2 separate regions of the Homo sapiens genome follow, and region 2 is linked to region 1. A link is a contact called in ENCODE Hi-C data. All regions are on one chromosome and are shown on one strand. The core of a region is the stretch at or near the end of the contact, and the rest is flanking DNA. Distances in the headings are between cores, read along the strand shown.

Region 1 (5,783 bases), core at 1,820-4,319:
GAAAGCAGCTCCGGCAACCACACAGTTTAGATCCATTTTGGGGTGGGTGGGGGGGGGTTCCATTTCCTTCCTATGGGATTTTTTTATTAGGTGTTTTTTTGGTTTGTTTGTTTTTTGCTATTTTTCTTTCCCTATGCTGGTTTACTGCCTTGTATCTATCTACCCCCAAAGAAAGAGTTTAAGAACCTCAAGTAAGTATTATTGGATTTTTCTTAGTGTATTTTTGGATATTTCTGGTTGGGAGTGTGTGGTCGGGATCTGTGTGTCTGTGCTGGGAGGGTGGTGGGCTGCATGCCCAACGATGATGGCCATGAAGGCCTGGGAGAGTCAGCAGAGCCTCCCGAGCATGTGTCGAACATGGAATTGCCCCTTGTTTCATGGTAGTGAAAACCCTACTGGTTAAAGGTTGAGGCACCTGGTAGGCTTGTAACAAGTATCCATTTTGTAGACAAGGGAAAGAGACAACATTAGGCACCATTTCTTGAACTTCGACTTTGCATTTCATAATCAATGCTCTAGGTGGTTTATTTCATTCAACCCTCACAACAGCACTGTGATGGTGACGTACTCCACTACACAGAGGAAGAAACTTCAGAGGTTAAAAGGGACACGGTTACTTCCTGTAGCACACGTGGAATAAGGCAGGATTCTAATCCAGGTCTGCCTTTCTACTGGAAAGAATCTAAACTGGGTGAAATTATTAAAAACCATGATCCCCACTCCCCAAAAGACAAAATATATTGACTGGGAACCACGAGTAAATGTTTGGGCCTCTTAGAAAGAGGCAACTGGTTGTAGAATCATTGCCTTGAGACATTTGAAAAGTTCAGTTCATTTCTCTGGGCTTCCTCCTCCTCTGAAAAAGGAGCATGTTGGGCTTGATTCAAGAGAGCGAGGAGACCTCACAATTTGCTGTTACCCCCAGCAACCTCCAGTGCTTCCCCGTGCGCCATGGCAGACGTCACTAACAGACAATGCATGGGGCCTCAGACTCCTTCTCTACACAACATTCTAGGCAGCTACTAACAACATTCTCACTGCCCTTCAAGGCAGCACAGCCGGCTGTGGCATCCCCCAACCTCCAGTCATCTGTTCATCTCCTTCATAATTTTTACTGTATCCATCCTCCCTATCATCTCAATATATTTACTTACTTGATTTATAGCGATTCCCTTTTTTTAAGCCAAAGAATAGCCTTTTTCTAAGAATAATATCCATGGTTTAATGTGGTAACAATAAGATTTTGAATACGTTTTTAAAGTACATAATTATATAATTTTTAAATAAAGTTGTCCAGGATCCATTCAAGGTTAACTTAGCATGTTTTCAACACTTTCTATGATGCTGGCATGGCAGGAAGACCGGAGATGTGAGGCTCAAAGAGACTTAGTTGGAACCCCGCTCAATCTTGTACCAATTCCGTGGCCTTGAGCAAATTATGTAATCTTTTTGAGTCTCAAGTCCCAATTATGGGAATAATAAGCCTTTCTTTGCTATACTGTCTTGAGGGTGAAAGTTAACTTAATGCAATAGTCTGCACAAAGCTCCCGGCATAGTCTTTGGTACAAGGTAGATATTCAATAAATGGCCACCATTGCAATTGTTTGTATGCTAATACACTGTGTTGCTGGTATCACAGTCCCCAGCGCTGTATGAAAGTCCCTTTCTTTCCTGAAACCCAAGCTGGATCCCATCTGTCCAAATGCCTGGGACTCCCAGATTATAGGATTGAGGGTCCTCAAAGATGATGTTCTTTAGGGACAAATATTTACCCAAAGTAGGTCCTTAAAGAATTCTGTCATTGCTGTCCTCTCAGAGGAGCCTGGCAGCACTGTCACAGGAGCATGGCTTTGGTAATAAGACTCTGTCATCATTAGGGAGCCATTTTATTTTTGTGACACTGTCATCCCCAGGTCCCAGCACACCTGATTACATAAGTGGCTTTTCTTTCCTGCCTCGTCTCTGTTATTACTTCTAATGTTTTTCTGCTTCTGAAGGATGGGAAGAATGAAGCCTATCTATGAACAAGGCCTCTAAGTTGGGGACTGGAGTAGAAAATACAAAACAACCTTTCCCTGTCTCTGTGACCAGCTGGACTGCCAGTGAGTCCCTGTTTTTATTTCTCCAAGCCCAGCTGAACATACCTATTTTATCGGTTGACTTTGTCAATGCAAAGCAGCAAGTGACACTGAAACACCTGTGTTTTGAGGCCCTGGTCATCTAAATTTGCCTGTGAAAAGTAGATGACACAGTAGCACAACACTGAATCCTCCCCCATGTTTTAGCCTGAAAGATGCCTTTGCTTATTTACTTAAAGAAAGGAGGGAAAGGAGTGGCAAACTGCCTGTGTCCTGAAAGACTTTAGGAGTTATTCCTGGTGCTCTCTTTCCGTGAACTCGGAGGTTTGGGGATAGGAGAAATGAGAAGGAAAGATGTGTCTCCAGAGTAAATGGTGAGATCTGCTCTCTCTGCTCCTGCCCACTCCCATATTGTATTCTCACTGAGGTCCTAACCAGCTGTTCTTAGAATGGGGGCTGGGGAGGGTGAGAAGTCTGCGGCCTCACTGATGCTGCTGGGGACAGATGTAGGTCCAAGGGTGATCATTTCTGCCAGGCAGAGGGGAGGGAAATTTCTGATAAAAACAATATAACTCAAAGAGAAAGGGAAGAACCAAAATCATGCCTGGAATGTAGGGAATTCACAGGGATGGGAGAGAAGATGAATAAAATGTCTGAAAAAGACACGGGAGGACAGGCAAGCAGCACATCTCCACCTCTGATTCTGCTCAACAGAACCCATCTCTTCCCATCAGACAATGGCAAATACCTGGGCAATCGTCAGCCACCTCATTCTCTGACCGGCTGTGAACCTAGACCCTCACAGTGTGTGTGTACATGTGTATGCAAAGCAATTAAAAAGGAAGACTGAAGACGAAACAAATCAATGTTTTTACAGATTCATAATAAGTTCCTTTCCATATATTTATTTATTTTCTCTTTCGCCACTAAAGATGCAACAGCAAACTTGCAGGGAGCAGTTGTTGCCAGAGGGTGAATCATGGCTCTATTGATTTGATTATGTAAAAGCTCAGAGGAACCTAAAGCCAGATACAGAAATATCTCATAGCCCTGAACCCTATGGGACACACACTAGTAAAAAAGCAATCTTTATATTGTTCCTGATAAAAGCATCATTAGTTTCCTCACAGTGAAACCATTTCTCTGCTGATACAGTATATGGTTTTCTTTTTCTCCAGAATCCACTCAGACATAATTAACACTCAGTTACTAGACTTGAGGTTCCCTGGGGTGACCTGCTCAAGTTGGGGAGGGGGGTGAGGGGCTAGAGATGGAAAGAAAGAAAGACTGAGAGAGAGGTGGGAAGGGAGGGAGGGGGCAGGGAGGAGAGAAGAGATAGGAGAAGGAGGGAGGCAGAGGCGGGTGGGGTGGGGGTACAGTATCGAGAATCTATCCTTCCTTGGCCTTCCTGAACACCGCCCCGTTGCCTGCACTGCGCGGGAGAAGAGAGCCAGCGCGGTGGCGCCCTCTGCTGGGCCTGCTTACCCTCCTCGCCACGCAATCTGGACCAAGCCCCAAGCCATGCAATTCCGGGGACGACTCTCTCCACCCCTCGTTCTTTGCTTCCTTAGGAATAGCACTCCAGCCATCGCCTTCCGGTGAGAGAAGTCTGGACTGACCTCTCTGCAGACAGACAAATGCCCACAGACGTGCTCACAGTTTGTGCTAAAACTGCAGCAGCAGCAGCAGCAACAGATAGCAATTATGCTGTGCCTCCTTGTCCCTGTCAGTGTAGGCAGTGGCTCCCTGAAAAGCCCTTGAATAAACAGTGTTGCTGGGGTCAGCAGGGCTGGCCTTGGATGGGATCTTAAGATTTAAAGGTTTGGAAAAATGGAACCTGGAAGGTCCTTCCATATCTCTATTTGACAGCTGGATGGCTAATGTCTATGAGCCCCAGGGACAGGTCCTGGCTGCCCACAGGAATGGGCTCTGGCTCAGAGAGCCTGCATACCAGGGGACTCTGTGTTCGTCTCCAACTGGGCCTCAGCTTCACTAAAGATAAGAGAAGAATGCCAAATGTATTGCTCATCCTATGGACTTCTAAGCAAATAATGGCCCTTTCAGGAAAAATAAAAATTGTTGATTTTAGAATTCCTGGATGTGAATTTGAATTCACTAAGACAGAAACCAAGTCACTTTACAAGGAGGCTATTCTTGCACCTTTCATGTATATTAACAAGCCCATGGATGTATATACAAACACATACATGCACACACACACACACGCACATGCATATGGTGGGTATTAAAACATAAATGCATGAACACTTTCACACACAGGGACACCCAACCAGAACCACATGTACACAGACCTCCAAACACATATATACAGATGTCTTCATGTAATCCCATATGGACTGCATCTTCCAGCCACAGACTCACCCTCCCCGCCTTCCTCCCTCTGCTCCCAAGTTGTGTGAAACTTGGGAAATTTCCTCTGGGAGTCATTCTGTTGCTCTATTGTTCCATCCTGAAGGCCCTTCCAGGGACCACTTCCCAGACAGCAAAGTCTCTGTGCTCCCACTGGCACCAGATCTCTGTACGTTCATTAGTTTAGGCAGATCACCGGGGATTTCAGTAAAGATTTCTGGAAAAATTTAAAGAGCAAAGCTCTGAGGTCAGGCAGGCTTAGTAGCTAACAGCATGGATTCTGAGCCAGATTGTCTGCATGCACCCTAGTGCTGTCATGCACTAGTGGTGTGCCTTGGTTGCCTCATCTATAAAATGGAAATAACAGTACCTGCCTAATGGGGTTGTGATGGTCATAAAATGGGTTAGTATTCAGAATCTGCTGGAACAGTATCTGACATATAATAATCACTACATAAATCTCTCTCAAATAAAAGTACATAACCCAGGCTGGTTGTGCTATTTCCTGAGTAATCCTGGGGTCCTCTTCCCCTATCTCTCATTAGGTAAAAGGAAGAAGAGAACACAAAGAAATGATGACCAGGGCCATGCACAGTGGCTCCCACCTGGAATCCCAGCACTCTGGGAGGCCGAGATGGTGGATCACTTGAGCCCAGGTGTTGGAAACCAGCCTGGGCAACATGGCGAAACCCCATCTCTAAAAAAAATACAGAAATCAGACGGGTGTGGTGGTGCATACCTGTAGTCACAGCTATGAGGGAGACTGAGGTAAGAGGATCACCTGAGCCCAGGAGGTCAAGGCTGCAGTGAGCTGGGATTGCACCACTGCACTCCAGCCTGGGTGACAGAGTGAGACCCTGTCTCAAAAAAAAAAAAAAAAAAAAAAAAAGGGAAGAGAAAGGAAAAGACATGATGACCAGACACATCCTTCATACTTTTTCAGTCTTAGGGACCCTTTCCTGTACCTCATTGATTAGCTTTATTATATGTTATAATAGCATCATGACCTGCAGTCAGTTTGAAAATCTGCAATGCCTCCTCATCTGCAAAGCCTCTTGAAAATCCCTTTTAGTGTACATGATTTTAAAAGTCAGATATAGGCAACTTTTAAACCTCATTTGTATTTTTATTTTACTTCAAGTTCTGGGACACAAGTGTAGAACTATTTGTTGCATAGGTATACGTGTGCCATGGTGGTTTGCTGCACCTGTCAACCCGTCATCTAGGTTTTAAGCCCTGCATATATTAGCTATTTGTCCCAATGTTCTCCCTCCCCTCGCCCCCACCCCCCAACTGGCCCCCATGTGTTAAACCTCATTTTAGACATTCATTTCA
Region 2 (5,783 bases), core at 2,016-4,515, 340 kb before region 1:
CATTTTATTATTTTTCACAAGTCTGTGGGTCAGCTGGGCATATCTGCAGTGAGCTGGCATGTTGACCTGGGGTTGGTTGGTCTAGGATGGCCCATTTACATATCTGGCTATTAGGTTGTTACTGGCTGTTGGTTGGGGCAGTGGAGATAACTGGGCAATTTATCATGCGTCCTTCAGCAGGTTAATTTGGGCTTGTTCACCTGCAGATAGTTGTAGGGTTCTTAAGGGCAGCAGGAGAGGGCAAGTCCAAGTGTGCAGGCACTTCTAAAGTGTCTACTTGCTTCATATTTGCTAGCATGCCATCAGCCAAAGCCAGTCACATTACAAAGCCCAGAGCTGCAGTGGCAGATGACTACTCCAGGACATGGATACCAAAGACATGAGCAATTTGGGGACCAGTACTGTAATCTTTACTCACCTGATTTAGTGTCTTAGGAAGCTTCATTTGGTAGTGGTATCTATGTGGAACTAAGGAGTCCTGAGCCAGGATGTCTGGCTTGAAAGCTGTCACTGTAGTTCAAGCAGACATAAGGCTGGCATTTAAGAGTAATGGCAGGGAGGATAAACAGCAGGGTTAGATACAACTACTTGCTGACTAGATGCACTAGATGAGGGAGAAAAAAAGGTGCTCATAGGTTGATTCCAGGCTTCAAGATTGGGTATATGGGAATCTAGGAAACTGGTAAGGTTGTAGACCTAACTATGTTTATAGTGAACATAGGACATTCATGCAACTTCCTAAACAATTTCTATTCCTCTGTCCAGAAGTATTAATATGAAAGAGATGGAATCTATGAAATTCCTTTTTTGAAACTGTTGCTTAAAAATTACGCCAGTGCTTTCTTTACCATCAGCCTTGCAAAGATGTGTAAATGACACCAAGTGTTTTCTCCCATCTTTTAAAAACATATGGGCAACGTTGCCATAAACAATAAACCCAAAAGTTTGGATTTCCTAGTTTCATTTCTCTGAACTGAGCAGCTACCTAGGATTTTTGGAAACTTAGTTTTATAGGTGATGAAGATTATTTTTATATGTAGAAATGTCAATTGTGACAAAAGTTAAAAATTTGGAAATCATTTTATTATCTACAGATCTACAGAAAAAAATAGGCAGATTTTTCTTTCCACCTAGATTTAATTTTAAGAATATGAATATTTGATTCATCCACATTTTCATCTTAACAGATACTGCTACATGTTTAACCAAAAGATTAGGATTTTTGAATGGTTTGCTATTTAGTTACGTTTCAGAGCCAAAGTATAAAAGTTTTGATTTTTTCTGCCATTTACTTTGTCATCTAGGTTAAACTCCTCCAAACTGTGAATGTTTTTTAAAGAAATCATATCTAGGTTATTTATGAAAATATACAAAAGCCATCTTCCTGCTGAGTAAATAGAAAACTAGTTTGTTCATGGTTTCTCTGTACTTCTTATAGATGGGTGGAGAATCATTTTTTTGTTAAAGAGTATACCTACCTACAAAAGACGATAAAGAGAGATACTTGGGGAGAAAGCAACTTAGTGCATTATTTGTTTCCAGAAGACAAACATGCAATTTATAATTTAAATTAAGATCAGGGTACATAAACTATTAAGTATGATAAATGACAATGTATTTCAATTTTATATTATGTCAGTTTAGAGAGACGGATTAAGGGAAAGGGTAATGAAGGAGGAAGAGAGACACAGATTTTTAGAAATGATTTTCTCATGATTTTTTATGATGTGGTTTTGCAACCATGGTACAAATCAGAATTAGGTTGCACAGTTAGATGTCCATTCCTGCATTACTATTGTGTGATTCTCTCCTTCACGGGCAGTCTTATTTACTGTAAAACTAAAACAGGGAGACTTCCACAATGTTAGATCGAGGAAGAAAACCATAATTGATAATGGTAAGAAAGCTTAACAGTGCCAAAACTAGTAATCCTCAAAATTGCATCTTCTAATATCACATCTAGAGCTCTTTGCATTGAGTAATATTTCTCTTTAAATCATAACAGTAGTAATTCATTCAGGATAGGACTATTTTAAAAAGCACTTACACCATTATTGGTTTAGCTGATGGTCACAAAGTCTACCAGTGTTAGGTAGACGTGGATGTTTTTAAAAACGAATTTTAGAAGTCAGACGTTTTTTGTAGTTACATTGAAATCTGCTGTATTACTACTAAGAATGATTGTCTTAAAAGTTGATTTTTAGATTATGTTTCTCTCTAATAAAATTCACTTCTATAAAATTTTGCCTGCTGCTATAGGAAGACCTATAAAAACATACATTTTAACTCAGAAATATTTTTCCTGCCTAATTATCTCCTTGTTGGCATTTGCTATTTAGTTACATTGTGCTTCCTTTTTATATGTGATTTACAAATAGCAGTAATGTTGAAAAATGTAATGTTTGTTTTAAGTTTATAAACGACAGATTGAAGTAATGAGTTTGTGGATGTACCATGAAATACAAATAGGCAGATTTTTCTTCCTACCTAGGTTTAGTTTTAAAAATATGAATATTTGATTCATCCTCATTTTCATCTTAACAGATACTGCCACATGTTTAACCAAAAGTAACTTATCCCTAAATTTTTCTTACATTTTAATATCTATAAGCTGTCTTATTTTTATTGGCTTTGATTCAGAATTATTTCTCTTTTATGCTTTATTCCTTATTTGTATTTTTATCATAGATCAAATGACAGTTTTCAACAACACACAGATTTGTAATGGCTAGAATCTCATTTACTAATTTATTATAAAAACAGAATAATCTAGGCATTAAAAACCTGTGTGCCTGATACTTAATCTTTGTGTTTGTTTCCAGAGGCATGCAGGGTGTTTCCTGTCCAAGACACAAACCATATATTTCATTTGTCATATCTAATGTTTTTCATATCCAGAAATCATGCTCCATGTTATGTTTTACAAGACTTCATAAAAATAAGTGATCCAAATAAAATTTATAGTTAATTTTTCTGTCATAGCAAAATTATCTCTTTCTCTTCTTTTTCCCACAAGGGTACAGATGGGATTATAAAGTTTAAATGAGTGTATATTTACAAATAAAGTCTTAAGTTTTGAAACTAGACAGTAATTTATTATTTAGACATTGCTAGCGTTGTGTTGGTAGCATTACAATAGCTTTCTAAATGAAAACAAACCAAGCAACCAGCCAACCCTGATTTGCAAGTGTTTGCTGATTTCTCTGGTGAAAATATCCCATGATGGCTGATTTCAGCCTGTCAACATGAGTCACTGAACATGGAGTTGGGAAGAGATGCTTAGTCACACATTATTATATGGTATTTCCACCATACCAGACGTAAGTAGAAGCAAGTAATCTTCAGAGCACAGATAATAGTAAAATGTAGTCAAATAATTATAAGAACATAGATAATAGTAAAATGTCAAATAATTAGAAGTGATGAATTTTGAGTACCTATTATCATTGTTTTTAATTTTTTTCATTGCATGTTTCTAAAATTTAATTTTTAATGTCGTCTGTTTGAACCACCAACTCCCAAAATTTCCGAATGTTTAGCAATCAGCTCTCATAGGCTGGCATGAGCCAGCCCTAGCACACTACTGCACAAAACCATTTCTGGTGAATAGGAAGATAGGTTGTGGTCAGTGTCTATTGTAGGAGAGGATGTCTTGTGTCTGCGTGCCCAGGGAGGAAAAGCAGCCATTTTCTGTTTCAGCTCACATTACTAAACACCACCTGGTCCCATAAATTTTGGTATTTATATTAATATAAGGCCTTGAATGAGAGCAAAATACCAGAGTCTTTTAATAAAAGGACAGGGAAAATAAATATTTTCATTACAAAGATTACAAAAATAAAGATTTTCATTGCAAAATTATTCTTATTTTTTTTTTTCTGTATGTCTCTTGGCTGTTGTATATCTCCCACTTGAATAATAAGCAGATCCTATAGTCAGTGCTTCCTAATGCCACTCCAGTATCAAGGATAAGCTACTTAAATAGTTTTACTCAACAGGATATATTGATAATTTATGTGTTAACAGAAAGTAGTAGCTGTGTTGTTACCAAAAAAAAAAGAACTTAAATCTTTAAAAATTTAATATGCGTTAGCAACTGAGATAACGAAATGAACAGTGTGGAGTTAAAGAATCTCATGCAACAAATGGCAGAATTTTAAGTGCATTTTGTCAAACTTCCCCATTTAAGAAGAGGGTGAGCTCCTTCCTATATTACTATTGGCAGCTTATCGGTGGTGTTAGTCAAGCATTTTGAATAAAATAATATGTTAAAAAATATAATTGATTTCTTTGGGGGAATACAGGAGATCTCTAGATAAATTCATTTAGATGGGTTGACAAAACTAATGGTGTGCATGATTAAGAAGAAAAATTTGACATATTCTGTGTATAACCCTTTGAGTATTAATTCTGACCAGATCACACTGTAAATAATGTTAACTGTCATAAAATAAACACAGCCGGAGTTTGCACCATATGTTTTATAATTATTTTGCAGCTTCTTTTTTTTTGTTTGTTTGTTTTTACTGAAAATGGAACCTACTGATAACTCTGTGAAGTTATGTTTACATAAAAGTAAATTATACTTGCACGTTAACAAACTTGGCTTCACAGACCAGTGTCTCTAGGTTTTTGTTTAAAAAAAAAATTAAATGAAAGAAAAACTTCTCCCTCTCTCGCTTGGTTTTTTGTTTTTTTTTTTCTTATTCCCTCAGAAACATCGTCTCAAACAGAAATCTGCTGTAGCATCTTGTCGCCGCTTTCTTGTTTTTGCACATGTGAAGGAGAAGCCTTTGGAATGCCACCCAGAGGAGGGAAAAGCCTAACCACTGAACTCACAGAGAGTGTTTGGTTTAAGTAGCCCTGGAGTGGCCTTTCAGACTGAGGCTACTGTGGTCTTCTAGTTTGTTTTTGTTTTCTACCTTCTTCCTTGCAAGTGTTTAACACTGCCAGAAATAAAGGCTCCCTTAGAACATTTAAGTAATTTTTAAAACTGTTATTATTTTCATAATCACCATCTCCTCTTGATCTCAGGGGAGGCTAGGCATCCTTGTTTATCTTTAATAGAGCCTTGGAAACTGATAGTGCCAATGGGAGGTGGGTGGCAAGTTTCGTAATATGCCTACCTCCTCCTGCCCCCTCCCGGCTCATTGCTAAATATGTCTCTTGGCAGATCTGACAATATCCATAATTATCAGGCACCGTGAGCCCTGCTGCAGAGCTGCTTGTGCATGACACCTGTCCAGCTCATGCTCTTCCCCTGCATCTCCTCATGCCTCGGCTTGCTGGCTGGCCGTGCGTCAGAGCAACAGTCTGCCGTTAGTGAACTCATTTCTCTTCTTGTCAGATTCTCAGACACCAGAAGTTCTGCCCACACAGCTTACAACATATACCATGGTTTGTGGTGCAATCTTTCACACAGTAGGCATTTCATAAACTTTTGTGAACAAATGCAAAAAGTTAATGCAGATATTTCTCTCAGCATTATGGTTTACATTCTCCCTCTATGAAGTGCTTTTCCCGCTCTTGACAGATTTCTCAGCATAATATCATGTTTTCCATAAAAGTGGATCTTGATCATCGCCCTCTCTCCTAGACAGAGAAAAGCCTTGTCAGTTTTTTTATGAGAGAGAAAATCCAGGGAACCCCAATTGGCTTTCATAGTGCTTAGCAATTCTCATGAAGGGGGTGAAATGTGGAGTAGAGAAATGTACAGTGATTTCTGGAACTTTTGTTCCAGAAGATGTTAATAAGGTGAAGTTGTTGTTAACTAAATTTTGCAG

Evidence for each region. Hi-C counts contacts between places; a loop is a spot of excess contacts on that map. Pooled maps may share reads with other maps.
Region 2: a pooled map shows a loop between it and region 1 (2.6-fold over the local background). The contact joins two enhancer-like sites. A Hi-C loop is called at or near these places in 2 of 168 maps with a recorded cell type or tissue (endothelial cell of umbilical vein and sigmoid colon) and 7 of 50 pooled maps.

Annotation. Positions count from the first base shown.
Region 1 is chr9:16,190,122-16,195,904 of GRCh38, reverse strand. No RefSeq gene overlaps it. Among named protein-coding and RNA genes, the nearest start is that of LINC03041, 83 kb to the left of the region's middle. Within about 2 kb of position 3,069, at least 6 of the 41 ENCODE cell types and tissues checked have a DNase peak (open chromatin) inside an H3K27ac peak, as active enhancers do.
Region 2 is chr9:16,530,318-16,536,100 of GRCh38, reverse strand. All of the region lies in intron 5 of BNC2 (basonuclin zinc finger protein 2), which reads left to right. Among named protein-coding and RNA genes, the nearest start is that of BNC2-AS1, 190 kb to the left of the region's middle. Within about 2 kb of position 3,265, at least 3 of the 41 ENCODE cell types and tissues checked have a DNase peak (open chromatin) inside an H3K27ac peak, as active enhancers do.